Linked DNA regions of Homo sapiens: region 1 is linked to region 2. Evidence: read pairs that join two places in POLR2A ChIA-PET (ENCODE). Cell type or tissue: endothelial cell of umbilical vein. All regions are shown on one strand. Each heading gives the region's core, and the rest is flanking DNA. Links, peaks and the distances in the headings are about the cores only.

The links. ChIA-PET counts read pairs that join two places held together with the same protein. Peaks named below come from ENCODE experiments on the same cell type or tissue, not always from the same donor. Only the 100,000 strongest peaks of a DNase experiment are listed, where the experiment ranks them.
Region 1: POLR2A ChIA-PET joins it to region 2 with 5 read pairs; 3 of 35 experiments call an interaction of 5 or more read pairs at or near these places.

The regions. Positions count from the first base shown.
Region 1 is chr5:72,479,793-72,490,616 of GRCh38, reverse strand. The region is part of intron 1 of ZNF366 (zinc finger protein 366); the gene reads left to right. Among named protein-coding and RNA genes, the nearest start is that of ZNF366, 22 kb to the left of the region's middle. In endothelial cell of umbilical vein, for the core only: no CTCF peak of the experiment used is centred there; a DNase peak (open chromatin) is centred at 4,046; H3K27ac peaks cover 1,062 bases.
Region 2 is chr5:72,545,533-72,556,356 of GRCh38, reverse strand. No RefSeq gene overlaps it. Among named protein-coding and RNA genes, the nearest start is that of ZNF366, 44 kb to the right of the region's middle. In endothelial cell of umbilical vein, for the core only: no CTCF peak of the experiment used is centred there; a DNase peak (open chromatin) is centred at 4,056; H3K27ac peaks cover 2,574 bases.

The sequences.
Region 1 (10,824 bases), core at 2,085-7,084, 66 kb after region 2:
CACCACTGTCTTCTTGCCATTGTCCCTCCATGCCCAGCACAGTGCCCATGCCTCCACGAAAGCTAAGTACAAATCTCATGAATGAATGCTCTCCTTGGTACCTTGCCATCTTTCAGCATGTCTCCTCTCCCAGGGGAGCTGTCCTGCTTGCTTCTCATTTCTGGACCTGACTTCAAAAGTGGAGGCTTTATTCAGCTCTATCTCATCTGTTTTCCATTCCTTTTTCCTTCCCTTATTCTCAAAATTTTCAAAATTTACCTTCTAAATTGATCAATTATGATTTACCCTTTGAGTAAAACTCAAAAGACGTGGTTTTCTAGAGTAATTTTAGGTAGGAGCTTTTATCTCCACAGTAGATGTAAACACTCCAAAAAGGTATTATGTTGATGGCCTAATTGACTAGGTTATTAAATGATTAAGTGATTTGGCCAAAGCAGCAACATTGACCCTGTTGACTTCCCTTCTCTGACCCTTGAAGCTACTCTTGAAGCCTGGAACTTGTGGAGGAAGGGAAGGGAGTCTTAAGGAGTCAGCAAGGAGGAAGCTCAAGCTCAAGCTCTAACCTCTTCATCATTCCTGCTGAAATGTCAGAAAAGCTGGTACTAAGCAGATCAAGGACTGCAGCTCCCTCCAGACAGATAACCTGCTAGAAAAGAGTCAGAAATGTGTCCCCATGAGATGCCTGTATCCTGATTCCAGTTAAGTGATAGCAGCATGATGCTGCTGCATTGTGGAGCATTATCTGTGGTTGGAAATTTTCAGAGGTCATGGGTTTTACTTTCTGGCTGATTCCCTTGAGAAGACCCTTAGCTCTTTTCTTCTTGTAAATTTCAGAGAGAAGGTTCTCTTCCCATGGTGGGAATTCCCAACTTTGCTCCATTCAGGGGCTCTCCCATTTTCTTAAATGGTATTAGGGAATACTTTTAAAGGTCTTAAAACAAAGTTCATTCTCATTCTTCTCAAATTGAAAACAACTTTCTGAAGGGTAGCAAAGCTCAGGGCTGGTAAGTGTGGGCTGGGAAAAATCATGGAGCAGAGAAATTTGGTAAGAGGGGAAAGAACAAACATTTACTTAGCACTTGCCATGTGCCATGCACATTACCTATTAGGTACATTATTTAATCTTCCTCCAGCTCCATGAAGAAATATATTAGTCAGGATGGATGAGGTTATGCTCCAATAACAAACAACCCCTAAATCTCCCGGCTTTAAAAAAAAGAAAGAAAACAAGAATATATGCCTTACTTGTATTACATATCCACTATATAAATCCAGGTCATCTTACCTTTGGGCCCTAGACTGACAGAGTAACTGTTATCTGAAATGTTTCAGGTTGCTATGGCAGACAGACAGAAAATAATATGAAATTGTGGACTATTTCTTTTTTTTTTTCTTAATTTCTTTTTTGAGATGGGGTCTTGTTGTGTTGCTTAGGCTGGTCTTGAGCTCCTGGGCTCAAGTGATCCACCCACCTTGGCCTCCCAAAGGGCTGGGATTACAGGCATGAGCCACCACATCTGGCCAGAATTGTGGGCTATTTCTTAAAGATTCCACAAGGAAATGACACATGTCATTTGTGCTCATGTGCTCACATTTTATTACACAAAGCAAGTCATGTGCCATGCCTGCCTATAAAGGGATAGGAAAATGCAATACAACCATGTGCCCAAAAGAAGAGCTAGAAATATTTCATGAATAAAGTATTATTGTCTCTGTTTTATAGCTGAGGAATTGAGGCTTAGGGAAGTTAGGAAGTGATGGAGCTGGCTTTCAAGGCCAGGTTTTGTGATGTCAGCTTCTGAGCTCTTTGCTCTCCTATAGTGGGTGCATTTCACAAGCATGTTCCATACATGGTACCCAACCTCTTCTCCAAATGCGGTTGCTGGGCTAAAGTGTTCTTGGGGCTTAAGGGGGTATGCACATGCCCCAGATGTGGACAGGTTAAAGCAAAATCTAAATCACTGTGGCTCAGCTATTATTTCGTTTTACCCACTTCAATTCTCCTTCAAGGGATTCAACACATTCGATGTGAAATCATATGAAAAGAAGCGGTATCTTTGAACACATGCTAGATTTTTCTTTTTAATCCTAGTTTCAAGTGTCATAGATTTCCTTGCTTATTACTTTTATTTGTTAAATAATAAGAAAAGAGTTACTCTGCTCTTACTTTGGTAAGGCTGCTGCCTGTTGGATGTTCATAATCCAGGGAAAGGGATGTTCCCAAATTCCCTCTATTTTTTTCACCCAAAACAGTCTCCAGGAAAAAAAATCTTTGTTCAAAGGAGCAATAAAATAACAATACTTAAAGACTGATGCCACCAGCCCTTAGAAAATCAATTCCAGCATTTCTTCCTCCTGGAACCCAGAGGAAACACCCTGCTATGTAAGTTTTTTTTTTTTTTCTTTCAGATGGGGTCTCACTCTGTCGTTACCCAGGCTGGAGTGCAATGGTGCAATCTTGGCTCACTTCAACCTCTGCCTCCTGGGTTCAGGCGATTCTCTCCCCTCAGCCTCCCCAGTAGCTGGGACTATAGGTGTGCATGACCACACCTGGCTAATTTTTTTGTATTTTTAGTAGGGAGGGGGTTTTACCATGTTGGCCAGGCTGGTCTCGAACTCCTGACCTCAAGTGATCCACCCACTTCAGCTTCCCAAAGCACTGGGATTACAGCTGTGAGCCACCGCACCCAGTACCCTGTTATGTCAGTTCTTCTCAGACTTTCCTATTTCTAATGGGGGAGAAAAATATGAAGAAGAAATCCTAAGCAGTCTGCCACAGGTAGAATTTCAGACTTTAACCTGTCCTGGTATTTTGCATTTTGCAAAATACCCATATTTGTCCACTACTACATAGGCCAAAAGATACACTAACTTATTCTGTGGTTTCCACCACACCTAGGAACTTGAGCTTAAGCCTTCCCCATCTTTTAACAGCAATATGCTTATCTGAAAGTGGGTCCCTGAGGGAGAGGGACAAGGGTTGCTGTCAGGCTAAGGGCATGGTAGTTGACCCTTGGCAGCTAGAGTATCCCAGAAGCCAAAGAGGGTAAAGGAAAAGAGGAGGAGGGAGAGAGGAGGGGAGAAGGACTGTGAAATGATATCAGAAGACTAGGAAGAACCCCAAATATGGCCTTAAAAGGCATATGGAAATGACTTGGAATCAAATTACTGAAAACATAGTTGTTAGGGAACCACATTTTTTATTCATTATATTTTTCTGATTCATTAAAAAAGACAAAGTACTTTGTTTAGAGCAAAGCAGGTTTTAGCCTGAGGCAAATTGTTTAACCTTGCTGGGGTCCAATCCATAAAGCACGAGCTCAAGCACTGCTCAGCCTAATGAGGTGTAAAGTTGCAAAACTCTTTGAAGACAGAGAGCTCAATTTCAGTATTATGCATTATTGAATAAAATGCCAGTTTAGGAAGGAAACTCTCCGGTAGCATTATATATGCCTAAACTGGTAGCCAACTGGAAGAGCTGGTTGTCAAAGCTTCATGACAGAAAGAACCTAATTGTTGATCACTTAAAATGGAAAATAAGAATCAGGGCGTAGTGGCTCATGCCTGTAATCCCAGCACTTTGGGAGGCCAAGGCGGGTGGATCACAAGATCAGGAGTTCAAGATCAGTCTGGCCAACATGGTGAAACCCCGTCTCTACTAAAATACAAAAAGCAGCCAGGCGTGGTGGCAGGCGCCTGTAATCCCAGCTACTCAAGAGGCTGAGGCAGGAAAATCGCTTGAACCCGGGATGCAGAGGTTGCAGTGAGCCCAGATCAGAGGCCATTGCACTCCAGCCTAGGTGACAGAGTGACTCCATCTAAAAAAAAAAAGAAAAGGAAAATAAAAGAACAAAGATATAAGCCAGGCAGTAACAAATGGCATGCACCATTACAGCATTGGCTTGGTTCAGAGACAGATTCCTGAGCTAAAGAAGGCCTCATTTACTGGAATGGAAAAATGTAAGGCCAGGAAATTGCTCAGAGGTCTCCTGTCCTTTCCTGTACACATGGGATGCACTATGTGTTGGCTACTGTTTTGGATCAGAATCTCACTTTTAGAAATAGCCCAAGTCTGTCCTTGGGAAGGGAGAGAATGTTGTGGTATATTTGTGTGTGGTGGTGTAGGGCAGGGGAGGTACACAGGATGTTGGGAGGAGCCAGTTAGACCCTCCCTGAATCCAAACTGTTTCCTTGGGCCTCACAGTCATCAGAACTGAGCTGTAAGATTGGGCAGCCAATCTGAGTGCAAGGAGCCTCCAAGTCTCCTGAACTAGCACCAAGGTAGAGCTGAGTTGGTCCCACTGACAGCACAGGCCAATTCTGCATGTTCAAGCCCAATGGCTGGTCTCAAGTCTGCCTATTTTTCAGGTGCATAGGCTAAGCTTTAGTCTCACAGTCAACAGATGTTTACCAGGCAACAACCTCTCACGAAACATTATTTTAGGCAGCAGGAATATATAAGGAAACAAAAGACAAATATTCCTGTGTACACAGAGTTGCATTCTAGTGGAGGAAAATGAACAATGACTAAAGTAAGGTGCACAGTGTGTTAGAAGATATGGAGAAAAATTAAGTCAGGAAGGAGAGAGAATACGGAGTGCTTGATAGCCAGAGTTCGGGTGGCCTCACTTCAGACACAGTATTGTGTAAAAACTTGAAGGAAGCAAAAGAGGCACGTGGGTATCTTGGGGAAGAGCTGTCCAGGCAGAAAGAACAGCAAGTGAAAGGCCCTGGGGTAGGAGAATGCCTGGTGTGTGCCAGGAACAACCAGAGGCTGGAGAGTGGGAGTGGAAGAAGCAAGTGAGCAGGTGGTAGGGCATGAGATCATAGGAGTAACAGGGAGAAACTTCATGTAGAGACTTGTAGGCCACGGCGCGGACTGTGGCTTTTACTCTGAAATAGATGGAAAATCACTAGAGAGTTTTGAGCAGGGGAATAACAAGATCTGATTTACATTTTAATAGAACCTGCCTGACTATTGTGTTGAGCAGACAGGAGCCCAAGGGAGAAGACAGGAGAAGAGTCAGGAGGCTGTTACAATGATCCTGGAAGGAACCTCTGGCGGCCTGACCAGGATAGAGGCAGTGGAAGTGGTGAGAAGTGCTTGGATTCTAGACAGACATTGAAAATGGAGCCCGTAGGATTTGCTAATTCATATACCAGGTTACTCAGATGGCCTGTCCAAGAACACATTAGTGAACTGGGAAGAGGTAATAAAGAAGGAAGGGACACAGCTAGAGCAGGCAGGATTCCAGTTGTTCTTCCTTTGTTCCTTTCTTTAACTGAGGGTCTGTTATGGGGCAGGCACAATAGTGACTGTGAACTAACAGGATCCCTGACCTCATGGAGCAAACAGTATGGAGAGAGTCAGACATTAAGTGAATAATCACACAAATCCATGTAAAATGACCACTCTAACATGTGCTGAGTGTCAATGTTGAAAAATATTTTTTCCGCATTTAATCAAGAGAATACAATAATTACTAAACATTTTTTAATGTTTTTTTACTAAATTTTTGAAATCCAGTGTGCATTTTACATGTACAGCGTACCTCTATCCAGGTCAACTGAATTTGATGTGCTCAAAAGCCACACGTGGCTAATGATGAGTACTGAATTATACAGCACAGCTCTAAACCATCAAGCCACACACATTTTAAAGTCATGAACAAAGCACTGGAAATATAGGTCCTTCTATGGTAATTTAAAAAGCAGGTAAGACTTAAATAGAGCCTCTTGCATTTTAAAATTGAATACTTTGTCATTAATTAGCTGTGTGCATTTGGGGACATCAGCTTACTATCCTGTGCCTCAGTCTACAATAAGGAAGTGTGATGGGGCTGGGTAATGGGTACTTACCCTTTCAGTCTTAATGATCATTGACTCTGGATAAGGAAGTCCAAATAGTTTTTCCTTCTCTTGTCATCGCTCCTGAAGAGATCTTTCCTTTCAACCTTAACACCTCTATGATATCTGAAAGGTGGAATTTGACTAGTTCAATAGTGAACTGACAAAACTCCAAAATGGCCTTCATTCCAAAGCAAAAGAGTTGAATTTTTCTAGAGAAATTTGAATACTGACTATTTAAATGATTAATGAAATTATTATTATTATTATTATTTTTTTTTTTTTTGAGACGGAGTCTCGCTCTGTCGCCCAGGCTGGAGTGCAGTGGCGGGATCTCGGCTCACTGCAAGCTCCGCCTCCCGGGTTCACGCCATTCTCCTGCCTCAGCCTCCCGAGTAGCTGGGACTACAGGCGCCCGCCACTACGCCCGGCTAATTTTTTGTATTTTTAGTAGAGACGGGGTTTCACCGTTTTAGCCGGGATGGTCTCGATCTCCTGACCTCGTGATCCGCCCGCCTCGGCCTCCCAAAGTGCTGGGATTACAGGCGTGAGCCACCGCGCCCGGCGATTAATGAAATTATTGAGTTTTAGGTATAATATACTATTGTGGCTAAGTTTTAAGAAAAATTACCCATGTTTAAGAGATACATTCTGAAATATTTATAGATGAAATAATATGATGTCATGGATCTGTTTCAAAAGCATCCCAGTCGGAAGGTGGGGAAAGTGAGTGAGGTATAGATGAAATGAGATTGGTCATGAATTGAAACTAAGTATAAGGACAGATATTATTCTGTCTACTTTCATAGTTTGAACTTTTCCTTAATAAAAAGTTTTTTTTTTAAGTAGATCTTCAGACTTTCTTAGATTTTAAACTTTCCCCTTAAATACTGTGTATCCCTCATGGTACAGATGAAAAAACCTGCTTGAGGGCCAGGAGCACATGATTCTTACTTAATACTCCAGTGGGATGAAGCCCCAGGCCCATCATTCCCATCACAGTTTAAATATCTCTGGCAGTTTTAGTAGTAACACAACTTTGTTCTCTCATCCTTCCCCTTGGTACAGTTTAGGATCAATATCTAGAAGTGAAAGGCTGTCTCCCCTGTGATTCAAGGAGAGCCCCCAAACTCTGCCAGAGCCACACAGGTGTCCAGGGAGCATGGCGATATATCACTGGTTTGTACAAAATACACTGAAAATCTAGAAAGGTGCAGATGCTTGGCTCACAGGCACAAAGAATGTTACTTCTTCTCATATTGTGGAAGCTACATGCCACAGAGACAGGTAGGGGCTATCTGAGGAAGGATCTCAGAGGGAATGTGACCTCAAAGGCCAGGAAGCCAGCATCTGGGACCCACCACAGTGGTGGGTATAGGTCTCTTGTTACCCTGGGTTGCCTGGGCATTATCTAAATGTCTGGCATAATGCTCTAAGTTCAGTGTGAGCTTTCTTGTCTCCACCTGTTCACTTTACCCTCTCAAACATCATGATAGAGGATGAAGAAGCTGGACCTCACCTCTGAGTTACTACCCAAGACATTGTGAGGGGCTGAATGGTAAATGGAGAGCACAGGACAATCTTGCAGGATTGACACCTTCAGGTACCTTTGCCTGACCAGCATGGATCTTCTAGCTTTGACACCACTGGATGCCTGACTTCTCACCATGAATTACAGCAGGCACTCATTTTTACTTCCAAAGGAAGACTACTGCTAATTTCTTTAAAACAGCATCTACAGAGAAAGAGAACAGGACTCAGTCTGGAAATGTTTTCCTTTTGCATTTTCATCAGCCAAAAAAGTATTGAGTTTAGGGTACTAACATACGGTGCAAATGTTAATTTTAAGGGAAATTTGGCACACTCAGCATGCCAAACTGTGCTACTTTCTACACATGTGATACTTGGCTTCAGTGGTGGCAATACAGTGCCAGATTTTCTTAAATGTCAGGCATTTTAAGAGAAGGTTTCTCAGAATTTAAAATCACACACACACACACACACACACACACACACACACACAAAATAGAAATGCAACTGTGATGTTTCTAAATAAAATAAATTTGACTGCCATAGGAAGACAAGGCAACAGCTCTCCGGAGCCTGTGGTGGACCACAGGTTGATGCTCAAACACCTGCACAGTGCTGTTTTAAGCTCTAAGCAATGTATTGTAATCCCATAATACATTAACATGATGATAATCTGCAACATAGAATATTCAATCTTTAGGGCTCATAGATGGTTTCCCTGGAAGGTGTCCCCTGTCTGTTGAAAGAACTCACTTATGCTACCTAAATCAGAGAAGCAGGTGAGAATTATCCAGAGGAGTCCCAGCAAATGTCAGCATTTGGTAGTCCTTATTGTCAGAATAGTCTGATACTGAAATACGTTGAGCCTGGGACCCTACACTTCTTCTTACTAAACTTCCCCTTGACTACTTTGGTTTATCAAGTTTATCCTAAGCACAGATCTGACTCTCTCAACTTCATTGGCTCATTACATGATGTTGGGGGATCTTTTCTAGGTTTTCACCCACATCATAGGTAAAACATTCATTTCAAGACTGTTTTGTCTCTACTTATGAGTCCGAGTCCAGATTTCTAGTTATTTTCATACTCCTGGAAGAGCAAGAAACCTAATGGTGTACTTCCCAATGGACTGATGAAACAGTGCAGAGGAGGAGGAAATTAAGAATGATACAAAGCTTTACACGGACCAGGATAGAGTCAAAGTCATCCAGTAAGAAGGAATATATGAACCGAGATTCCTGACACTTGGACTCTAGAACTTTAAAACTCTCATATCTTGCCCATGCCTCTATCGGATGAATGAAACCTGAACTAGAGGATATCAGAAACCCTTTCCCATGCACTAAACATTCTATAATTAATTCTCTTCACCTCAGGGGTTTGGGGGGAACTAAACATACTAATGGGTATGAAAATTTTGAAAGAATTGGGAGTTATCTCAGTGTAAGTTAGCACAACGTCATGAAATAATTATCTCAATAAACCTAGAATTGTTTCTTATTCTTATTATAATGTTGGGTCAAATGTAGGAGCTTACTTAATGTCAGGTGGAAAACAAAAGGAGTCACAGAAGACAAAAAGATACATTTATAGAAATGAGTAATATAAGTATAAATTAGGTTGATCTTTTGGGAAAACAATTTAGCAATATGTATTAAGACCTGAAAATTAATATACTTTCACTTTGTAATTCTATTTCTAGAGAATCTAATCTAAGGAAATGATAGAGATGTAACAAGGATTTATGAACAAAGTTGTCTACCGCAGTGCTATTTGTCTAGTGCATAGAGATATATAATAAGTAGTGCTGTAAAAGAAAATATATTCATGCATAGTAAAAGACTTGAAAGAAACGGACCAAAATATTAACACAGTAACTCTTGGTGGTAGTATTATTGATTATTTTAATTTTCTTTCTTAGATATTTCAGCCTTCTATTTACAATGGTAATAAATTATACTATTTAAAGGTCATTAAAAATAAATTATATAGAATTGTTCACCTTAATCTAATTCGGGTACCAACACATTTTGTCTTTTAATATATCTGATCAGTAGCCAGCTTATCTCTACTGCTTTCAGGACTTTCTTCTGTTCTTTGCTAACCATGAGGCTGCACGGGCTTTTTATTACGGCTGTTATTTGCCAATAGCCCTCTAACACCCAGAGAGCTGAGTCACCTGTCCGTTTTAGGGTGTCCACACATGGTGTTCCTTCCGTCCTTCAATATTTCCCGCACTCTTTCTCCACATGAAGTTCACAAGCTGTGAATTGGCCCAGGGCTCACTTCTTAGGCAATACGATATACAGGGGCTCTTAAAGCGTGGCTTGCTTAATCCTCCCTACAAAGCAGTCTTCACTCACGTGGAATTTTCCATGAATTTCTACAGAATAGCTATTTACTCTGAGAACCCAAAGGTTTTAGAAACTATAGGCAATTTTGCAAACTCTAGATTGAATTTGCTTGTATTTTGTTGTTATTAAAAAGACTCAAATGAATTATCTCTTTCCAGGTGAGACCTTCAGTAGAAAGATGTTTTATTTATTCACTCCATTATTTTTTTATGCATTCAAATTAGTTCTGTCTTAGGTTCGCCTCACCAGTTCTTCAATCAGTATAAATGAAGATGAAAACTTGAAAGGTTCATTTCCCAAATGCCCATTAATTGTTATCTAATGTACTCCTTTTATAAGGAAGTTAGAGAAGGTTAGTGATAAATCAGAATCAACCTGTTACTCCACCAAGACAGGGGGATTGTGGGGAAGCATGGAGTACAGGAAGGGAGGGATATTGATTGAAATCCACCAGAACCAAGTCATTCCAAACCACTAAAAGTCGAAAAGTTCCAAGGAACAGAAAATAAGTTACGGGAAAGCACTTAAAAGAACTCTTTCTTTTGCCAAACCTTCCAAGAAAATATTCTTTATGCAGAATCTTCTTCTAGATTCAGTCTGTGGCATCCAGTCTCTCAGAATAGGCCCCTCAGTGTCTTAATTGGCTTTCCCTCAGTACCTCATCAATTTGTCACACAATTCTTATTCAATTTAGATCCAGCTATTTCTGCATACTTTCACACTGATTTGGAAAATGTCCTTCACACTTTGGTTTTAGTCTCTATTCATGAAGTGTCATTTGCTTTAGGATGATTTAGTTTCATGAATGGATTTTTCTCATGTATGATTCTGCCTTAGATGAGCCTTGGACCGTGTATGCCACATTCCAGCCATTGCTGCAAAACAAGACTTTGTGAGCCTGCTTGCATCTCCTCCTTAAATATATCTGTTTTTTCACCCTTTGTTCAAGTTCTCAGGCTGAAGTCTTGGTTATATTAGTATGTGTTGTTTTTACAAATTTTAAACCTGAAATTCAGTCCAATCCCTGTCTCCAGTCTTATACCTTCCAGTCATCTAAGCTGTCTCAGGCAGGTGTGTGTTTATATAGAGATTA
Region 2 (10,824 bases), core at 2,154-7,153:
GCGTTTTCCTCTGAGGTTTTCATGCATTCCTTCAACAAATATTTACCAAGTGCCTAATATGTTACAAACATTGTTCTAATTGACAGACATCTTTGCCCTCATAAGAACTGACATTATCATGGAGGAAAGAGAAAATAAAGAACAAACATAATAAATAAGTGAATTACATATTGGAAGGTAATTTTTAAAAAACAGAGCAAGCTAACAGCATGAGTGTGTGGGGATTCCAGTTTTAAAGAGAGTGGCCTGGGTGGGCCCCAGGGGGAAACCTGCTGGCAGGAAATAGGCAATCCCAGATTAGCCTGCTGTGCCTATGAGCTCACGGGCCCTTCCTTGTGCTCATACATGTGCATAGAGCTGGAGACCCTTGCAGAGGGTGGCTGTCTTTTACTGCTTGAATAGGATGAGAGGTGGGGCATCAGTTATTCACACTTTAATAGACCATTGCAGCTTTGACTTCCCCTGCTTCCATTCCTAACCTCTGGAGAGCTGCGAAATGGTGCCGATTTCCGAAAACAGGTAGGAAGGTAAGGGAGGAAAAAACCCTAAAATGAGGAGTTGTGTGCTTTGGAGAGGCACTGGCATCCCCGGATTGACTCCTGAGAAAGCTAATGGAAGATGGATCCAGGTTTAGGGTAGGAACTAGCTATTTATCTACTAGTCAAGGGACATATTTTAACCATCCTGAATTAGATTTTGCAATCAGGTTGATAATAATGACAATAATAATTAAAATAGCTGGTGTTTATTGAGTACTTACTAGGTAACAGGTATCGTGCATAGGTTTCACATGTAACCTTTTAGTTTTTTCTTCAGCTAGAATGTCATGTAAGCTCCATGAGAGTAGAGACTTTATTTTGTTCACTGCTGTGTCAGAATCAATGCCTGGCACCTAGATGGCACTCACTGCACGAATGAATGAATGATTGCATTCTGGTAAAGAGGTTCAAGGCGCTCCTGCTCTGGGCCTTACAATGAGATGCTGAGGAGGTTTTAGGCCCTTCCTCTTCTTCAGAGTGCAGCAAACATAACACATACCTGTTTCTTGTTATTGTTGACTGCTCTATAGATACTCCAGGCATTGTTAGAGGGACAGTTTCTTCTCTTTACTGTGTTTTCCACCCTCCCCATCTCCTTGATGGGCAGGTGGTTAGAGGAGGAAAAAAAGGGGGTGAGGGGAAAACAAAACTTTATCTTGCCATTCATCCATGACTTCATTTACATTTAGTTCTTACAACAACCCATTTTACAGAAGAGGAAACTGAGACTCAGAAAGATTAAGCAGCTGTCAAGGTCTTGTGCAAGTTAATGCCAAGGAGCCTCAGCCCCTGGATCTGTGCTCTTACCCATTACACTAGATGGCAGGGCAAAGAATGCAATATCACTATTCTGCATTTTTTCTGTTGTTTCGCTTACCCCATCTCCAGGGGTAGGGCAATGTTTAGGGCAGGTTCCCTACTGTCTAGGGGGATATTTAAAAGCATGCCAAATATTTTGACAATGAATTCAAAGCAAGAGATCACATTATTTTCTTTCTTGGAATTAACAGTGAACTGGCTAGAGTTCATTATTACTAACAGTTGGCTCAGTGGAGGAATATTGGGCCATGAAGCTTATTTGGGCACAGGGTGTTTGTTGTTGTTCGGCTGCTTACCTCCTTTGGGGTTGTCAAGGAATAGGGGTTTGTTAGTGCCTATTATACATTTGGTGCTTAAGCAAGTTACTGAGTGGGGAGGGGCAGGAAGGATTAAAATTGCAGCAGAAGTCCTGCTTAATCTGACTGCACTGATGGCTGGCAGCTACTAAAGAGAATAATAATAAAAAAGACTACTACCAGACCATCCTGGCTAACACAGTGAAACCCCATCTCTACTAAAAATACAAAAAATTAGCCGGGCATGGTGGTGGGCACCTGTAGTCCCAGCTACTCAGGAGGCTGAGGCAGGAGAATGGCGTGAACCCAAGAGGCAGAGGTTGCAGTGAGCCGAGATCGTGCCATTGCACTCCAGCCTGGGCGACAGAGTGAGACTCCATCTCAAAAAAAAAAAAAACAAAAAAAAAAACAAATAAAAAAACTACTACCTAAAACATTTTAATTGTACATATACCTGAAGTTAATATGTAAACATATAAATTCATATAAATACATATACATATAAATTCAATTGTCAGTTTTTCATGGAAAGCTAAGACCTGTGCTTTGGTTCTAGATCAGCTGATAAGAGTTCCGTATGATCTTTCTGGAATACATCATATCCATAGTGAATAATCTATTATTTCCAGTTTTGGTTTCTTTCAAGTGACTCAACAACATAAAGACAGTTTTCATGCAAGCTGACTGTGGATGACTTACAGATTTTTCGTATATTTCCCCCTATGTTATTTGAATTGTCTTTCTCACACCTAATTTGAGAATGAAGTTTTTGTGTATGTGTGGTTCAATTTTATGTGTCTTTTCACAGCATTCAAATCAGTTTTTGTAGAAACAGTTTTTTAATTCACGTGCTCTAAATTTATCTATTAAGTGAAAGCACTACTGATGTAAGGACATAGGGCTACAAACATGGCTGATCCTTGGCAAGCTCGTAACTCAAGGGAAGAAGTAGACACAGAGCGACTTCCTAGCTGAGAGACTTCTCTATGCCATGGGCATGGAGCAGTAACTTTTCTAGAGGAAATGGAGATCGTAAGTAAATTTGGAGAGTCAGCCAAGTGGAGGCTGAATAAGGGAGCTTCTACTATATATGTACCTGAGACATGTCACTATTCTAGCCCTCCAGAATCTCACAACTTATTGGGAATATGTCCTAGAAATGTGTCCCCATATGCCTTACTCATAATCCACAGAGGTCTCCTCCCCTAAATCATTGTTTAGAACCAAGGGGTTCAACTTGCCTTATCCCCCAGATCACTTGAGGTGAACACCCCACCCACAGATAGCTGCCCACGCCTTGGAGTCTTTATGGAAAAGAAAAGTCATGTCAATTATATTCCCCTAACAAGGAATTTACACTTAGGAAACAGAGAAACTCAACAAATTGGTGATGGGTGCTCAAATGAGAGGTCATGAAGTCAGGTTTGGGTAGCTATGATGGGACCATTGGGGTTTTGAGAAAACAGAAGTACAGATGGACCAGGTAAAGAAAAGCGGAAATCTAGATGAAATAGTTATGCAAAGAAATAGGCAGTCCATAAGAGAGAGGGAAATGAAGTGTGGCTGGTCTTCAAGATTCCTGGCTTTCTCCCTTCCTGGATCTTAATTGTTTTGCATTTCCTGAATCTCTCTGTGACCTTGCTATAGTCTTGCCATTTGACATCCCTTTTAACTTGAGTTAGTTTGAATAGGTTTGTGGCCCTTGCAATCCAAAAAAAAAAAAAAAAAAAAAAACCCAATTAGATTAAGAGACAAGGTGAGAATAAGGTAGTATTAAATTGTATGTTTCTATGCATTAAGAATTCCCAAGAGTTCAGAGAAGAGAGAGATCGGTCGATATCTTAATTTTTTGCTCTTCTATTCTGCTAAACTTGGAAGATAGGCTCAAATAAGCTCTGCCATTAGTTCTGCCCAGCCCATTTCAAACATCGAACACTGCATTTACCCATCCTTGCTCCTTGGCCAGGATTCCATCCTTCCCTCTGTTGTTCCCACTCTGATTTTGTATTCTAGACCAGTATCTCCTGTCTCTGCCCAGTCCCCAGTGTCCACCAGTTTTAGTGTACTGGAACTGAGATTTGCCTTTCTTCCTTCTTTGGAGCTTCCAAGACTGCCCCTACCATTGAAGCTGCTCATGTGGCCAGTTCCAGCTACTGGCTGAGGCCTCCTCCCTGACGCCTTTCTCCCTACACTCCCTCTTTATTATTGGCTATAGAAACCTCTCTTAGTCACACAGGCTATTTCCCAGGATCTTGCCCTTCCCTGTCCTTGTTCTTTTAATCATTATTATCTCAGGAATTTCACAGACAAGGTGGGATTTGGCTGGGCTTGGAAGGATAAGTGGATGTGGTTTGGCAGAGGGGCAGGAGAAAGGCAGTCCAGTTGTAATGGTTTATACCAACTTCATTCTCATTGGCTTTCAGACTATGGCCCTGTTTTTAGTAAGAGCATGATATCATTGTCGTAGGAATGAAGAGCCATCTGTTTACCATTTTACGCAGGGACAAATGTATACGTTTGTTAGCTGTGATATGAAAATTTTTAAAGTCAGTACTTGCACATGATGCCAAAGCTTAATTCCATGAAAGGCCCAAGAAATGTATGAGTCATGTTTCCTGTAATTGTGAGAAGTTGTGGGTTAAATGGAATAAGGAGCATCGGTAAGAATACTCTCAACCATTCCAGTTAAAAAAGGTAGCTACGCCTGTAATCCCAGCACTTTGGGAGGCTCAGCGGGCAGATCACAAGATCAGGAGATCGAGACCATCCTGGCTAACACAGTGAAACCCCGTCTCTACTAAAAACATGCAAAAAAATTAGCCAGGTGTGGTGGCAGACGCCTGTAGTCCCAGCTACTCGGGAGTCTGAGGCAGGAGAATGGCGTGAACCCGGGAGGCGGAGCTTGCAGTGAGCCGAGATCGCGCCACTGCACTCCAGCCTGGGTGACAGAGCGAGACTCTGTCTCAAAAAAAAAAAAAAAAAAAAAAAGGTAGCTATACTCAGTACTCAGCAGAAGACTGACTGATCGTAACATTACAACTACCACTTTAACTCCTCAGGTTAAAGAAAAAATATTTACCAATCTACTATATCATCTGAAAGGGAATATCTAGTAACCTCTCAGTTATACGGTATTGAGAATAAGTGAACTTTTTACATAATTGAAAGTTATTCCTTTAAGTGGTAAAATGTTTATTGGAAGTTGTATCAGATTTTCCTGCTTTTATCAAACAGAGAGTTTTAAACTAAATACTCCTAGGTGGTTCAAGTTCTCCCTAGACATTTTGTAACATCTGTTTGCCACAATTTCCACTGATGAGCAGGCCTAGGGTAGCTATGCTTTGAAGCATGTGACTCTCCTCCCAACTGATTGAATAAAAATGGGCACCTGTTTCAAAAGTAGCCAGTCTACAAGCTGGCCAATGATGATTGACCTACAGTCTGGCTTAAAAAGTTGAGTTGGACAAATAGGATGCTCAGTAATTTAAGCCAAATATGGAAAGAGGTAAAGATTTGCAAGCCGAGCCTAAATAAAACCTCTGTGACATAAAGTCAGGGCTGAAGAGTCCATGATGGACTATAAATAAGCAAAGCTGTGAGGAAGCAGTCACTGTGGTGAGGCAGATAAAGTCAATTGAGGGAAGACTAAGGAGCTGATATGCAGAGATCTCTGTTCCTAAAAGCCAAAAGAATCTAGCTAGAATGAGGGCCCTTCCTTCATTCCTTTAGCACCATGTGTAGGCGTTCAGCCATCCTGAAGTGTTCAGGGCAGGGCAGCTAACACTGAGCGTCTCCAGTTTGCTCTTCTTTTTGGGCTGGGGCTACTTGTCCTTGGTAGTCTTCCGGGTTCCCATAAGTCCCCTGTCTTCACTCTTGGGAAGTCTATATTTTCCCGAATCATCAACATTTCTAGGCTTTGCTCTGGCTCCTCTGTTTTGGCCAGTTGGTTGCCATTTTTCATCACTTTTTCAGTTCCTTCTGTCCTAGGTCTCCTGGGATTCTGGGTTTTGACATTATTGTGGACTGGCTTCTATAGCCTTCAGATGTCCTGCTCTCTTAGGTGTGTGCTGTTGTCTAGAAAAAGAACCAGTTGCCTCACGTCTTCTGTAATCTTCAAGGTTGGATCTTCCCAAAGTGAACCACTGCTCACTCCCAGAGGCCTTTGGGGGCTATTTCAAGTTTGCAGCTGTTTTGGAGAATAGGGGGTACCAGATGTCAGAGAAATACCAATTGGCTAATAATGTATTATGTTCTTTTCTTTTCTTTCCTTTTTTTTTTTTTTTTGGCAGCAAAGGCTTGCCTTTCAAGTCCCTTGCTTATTTTAAAATTAGTTTGCCTTCCATGAGCTTAAACTATTTGAGCTGTAGGGGGTAAATGAGCTGAGATGTTTGTTGTGCTAAATTTCAGGGAAAAGTCAACCCGAATTAAAATTCGACCTCAGGTAATGAACAAAATAAATATTGTTAGATAATTAAGAATTGATAATAGTGCTGATTCTACTATGATATAGAAAATACCTGAACACAATATTAACAAACAAAATAGAACAATTAAGAGGGAGAATTTTAAACTTTCTAAATGCCAGGTGAGCAAACATACTATTAGTAAATCTCTTACTGCCCATTTTCTTGAGAGATTGGAATACCTATGCTCTGTCTAGCTTCTGGATTCCTGTGGGCCTTTTATGTCTGATAATCTGGAGATGAAACTAAGGGTCACAGCTTGGCCTAATAGCATGAGAAAGTAAAGTGACCCAACATCTTTAAAACACCAATCATTTTCCCCTCCATATGCTTTTAGAAAGAAAACATGGGACAAATTGACTCCAAGCATAGCTTCCCACCTCCCTTTTCTCTGGCCCCAGTTTGGAAAAGAAGACAAACAGCTCTCCCTGCGATCCTGCATCTTCCTGTGGAGCACTATTACCCTGAGCTGTAAAAGACTTCTGGGTACCAAATAAAGAATTTAGACATGCATCCCTTCTGAGAGAGAGTCACAGGAAAGTAAAGGAAAGGAAGGTTTGGGAGGAAATATTAAAGATGTGGCACTGTTTCATTCAGGTGACAAAGTCATGGTGAGTTTCTTTGCCTCCATCCATCCATCCATCCAGCCAGCCAGCCAGCCAGCTATGTAGCTTAGAATGAGAATTCAGAAGTAATGTTTGCTGAGGAATGTGTACTAACATGTGTATTTGAAATGATTTAGAAAACATAATAGAAAGCCATGTCTATATGAAAGTAAGCCTGATTTGCTAATTAATTTGACAATGACAACGGCTTTGCCAATTATGTTATATGGTGGACCTTTTCTATAAATTGTATGAGCCAATGCAGTTTCATTGTTTTTTTAAAAATAAAATATTTAAACAATTTATAAGATGGTAGAAATTTCACTCTTTGCATTTATTTAAATGAATGATAAAGATGCCAGCTTAAAAATGTGGATGGGTGTAGAGTTTTAAAAAATTATTTTGCCCTGGAAATACTAGAACAAAAGAATTGAGTACCACTGCTGTAAAGAATGGTTAAGAGAGCTATGGTATTTTGCTTGGGGAAGATGAAGACTTGTGGAGGTGGTGGGGATGTGGGGACTTGTTCTTAAACAATTCAACTAAGCAAGTGTTATAAACGCTTTCTTTGTGCAGAGCACGGGACAAGGTGCTGTGGTCACACAGAGATGAGTAGATGCTGATGACATTGCCATGCCTTTAAACTAGGTTAATTTGTATCAAGAAAGATTTATGCTATACATCATTTTGGGAGGAGTAGGTGCTCTAATGAAATAAAAATGGGGTATCATAACTCCAAAAATGTTAATCTTGGGAGTGAACCATCTTCCTCATAAAGAGGGCTAGACCACTGATGGGAAGCCCTGCATCAGACTTTTAAAATAAGATCTGGCATGTGCAAGAATGTTCACAGCAACACTACGCACATGGTCACAAACCAAACCAACCCAAATGTCCTCTTCAGTAGAATGGATAGAAAAATCACATATTTAAACAACAGAATATTGTAGAACAATGAGACCAAATGTCAAGAAACTACAACTATGCACAATATGGATGAATCTCACAAACGTTATGTTTAGTAACAAAAACGACATAAAAGGTCACCTACAAAATATAGAAAATTAACTCAAAAGGTCAAATCTAAGAACTATTGGTGTTCAAGAGGAAGTTGAGCAACAGCAAGGGGTAGAAAGCTTTTTAGAGATATAATAACAGAAAAATTCCCAAAACTTGAGGAAGGTATACATATCCAGGTACAGGAAGGTCAAAGAACACCAAACAGATTTGATCCAAGTAAGACTAACCCAGGGCATATAATAATCAAATTTTCAAAGGTCAAGAACAAATAGAAAATTCTAAAAGCAGCATGAGAAAACAAGTAAATAACATATAAAGGAGTGTCAATTCATCTGGCAACAGACTTCTCAACAGAAACCGTACAGCCCAGGAGGGAATCCTGAAAGAAAAAAAAACTGTCATTTAAGAATACTGTATTCAGCAAAGTTATCCTTAAAATATAAAGGAAATATAGTCTTTCCCAGGCAAACAAAAACAGAGAATTCATCACCACCAGACCCATCTTATGAGAAATACTAAAGGAAGTTCTTTTATCTGAAAGAAAAAAGCACTAATATTAAAAAGAAAACACAAACATTTAAAAATACAAAACCTACTGGTAAAATTAAGTACATAGACAAACCCAGAATAGTCTAATACTGTAATTTTGGTGTATAATACACTCATAACAGTAGTATGAAGTCCCCCATCAACCTATCAAAAACAATAATACCTACAGAAACGTGTTAAGAGACAGGTAACATAAAAATATTAAATTGAGGCTGGGTGCAGTGGTGTATGCTTGTAATCCCAACACTTTGGAAGGCTGAGATAGGAGGATTGTTTGAGACCAGGTGTTTGAGACCAGCCTGGTCAACATAATGAAACCACATCTCTATAAAAATTAAAAATTAGCCAGGCATCCTGGTGTACACCTGTAGTCCTAGCTACTCTGGAGACTGAGGCAAGAAGATCTCTTGAGTTGTCTCAATGTACATATATATATATCTGTTCTTTTCTTTGTGATCTAAGACCAGTTGCCATCTCTTTAAAATAACTTATTTCTATGAGATGGTTTTTGTAAGCCTCATAGTAACTACAATGCAAAAACCTATAATAGATTCACTAAAATTAAAAAGCAATACATTAAAACATACTACCAGAAGCAATTACTTAACCACAAAGGAAGATGGTGAGAAAGGAAGAAAGGAGCTAAAAAGCAACCAGAAAAGAAGCAACAAAATAGCAGTAGTAAGTCCTTACTTATTAATAATAACACTGAATGTAAGTGAACTCAATTCTCCCATTAAAAGGCACACAGTGGTTGAATGGATAAAGAAACAAGACCCAACCATATGCTGCCTACAAGAAGCCCATTTCACCTATAAAGACACACATAAACTGAAAATAAAGGGGTGGAAAATGATATTCCATGCAACTGGAAACAAAAAAAGAGCAAGAGTAGTTATATCAGGTAAAAAACTACAAATTAAAGACTGTAAAAGGAGACAAAGGAGGTCATTATATGATGATAAAGAGGTCAATTCACCAAGAGGATATAACAATTATAACTATCTATGCACCTAACACTGGAGCATCTGAGTATATAAAACAAATATAAATAGAACTAAAGGGAGAGATAGACTGCAATACAATAATAGTAGAAGACTTCTACACCTCACTTTCTATAATAGACAGATCATTGAGACAGAAAGTCAACAAAGAAACATCAGAGTTAAACTATACACTAGACCAAATAGGCCTAACATTTACTGGACATTTCACCCAACTGCTGTGGAATACACATTCTTTTCATCAGCACAGGGAACATTCTCCAGAATAGACCATGTCTCACGCTACAAAACAAGTCTCAACAAATTCCAAAAGGTAGAAATCATATCAAGTATCTTTCTGGCCACAATGGAATAAAACTACAAATCAATAACAAGAGGAACATTGAAGACTTCACAAACACATAGAAATTAAACAACATGCTCCTGGACAACAAATGGGTCAATGAAGAAATTAAGAAGGAAATTAAATAATTTCTTGAGGCAAATAAAAACAGAAATACAACATACCAAAATCTATGGGATACAGCAAAAGCTGTGCTTTGAGGGAAGTTTATAGCTATAAATGCTTATATCAATTAAGTAGAAAGACTTCAAATAAACAATCTAATGATGCACCTTAAGGAGCTATAAAAGCAAGAACAAACCAAACTCCAAATTAGTAGAATGAAAGAAATAATAAAGATGAGAATAGAAATAAATGAAAATAAGACCAAAAAAAAAAAAACCAATACAGAAGAAAAATGAAATGAAAGTTGTTGTTTGGACAATATAAACAAAGCTGACAAACCTTTGGTTAGACTTTGGTTTTCAAGAAAAAAAGAGAGAAGACCCAAATGGATAACATCGGAAATGAAAAAGAAGACATAACAATGGAAACCACAGAAATACAAAGAATCACTAGAGACTATCATGAACAACTATATGCTAACAAATTGGAAAACTTAGAAGAAATGGATAAAATCCTGATCACATACAACCTACCAAGATTGAACCATGAAGACATAGAAAACCTCAATAAATAAATAATAGGTAATGAGATCAAAGCCATAATTAAAAGTCTCCCATCAAAGAAAAGTCTAGGACTTTTCTTTGGCTTCACTGCTGAATTCTACCAAGCATTTAAAGAACTGATGTCAAATCTACTCAAACTCTTCAAAAAAATTGATAAAGAAGAAATACTTTCAAACTCACCCTACAAGATCAGAATTACTCTGATGCCAAAACCAGGCAGGGACACACACACACAGAAAGAAAACTACAGGCCAATATCAGTGTTGAACATAGACGGAAAAATTCTCAACAAAATACTATCAAACTGAATTTAACCATACATTAAAAATATCACTCACCATGACCAAGAGGGATTCATCCCAGGGATGCAAGGATGGTTCAATATAAGCAAATTAATAAGCATAATACATCACATTAACAGAACCAAGAACAAAAGCCACATGATTACTTCAATAGATGCCAGAAAACATTTGATAAAATTCAACATTCCTGTATTAAAAGCCCTCATCAAATTGGGT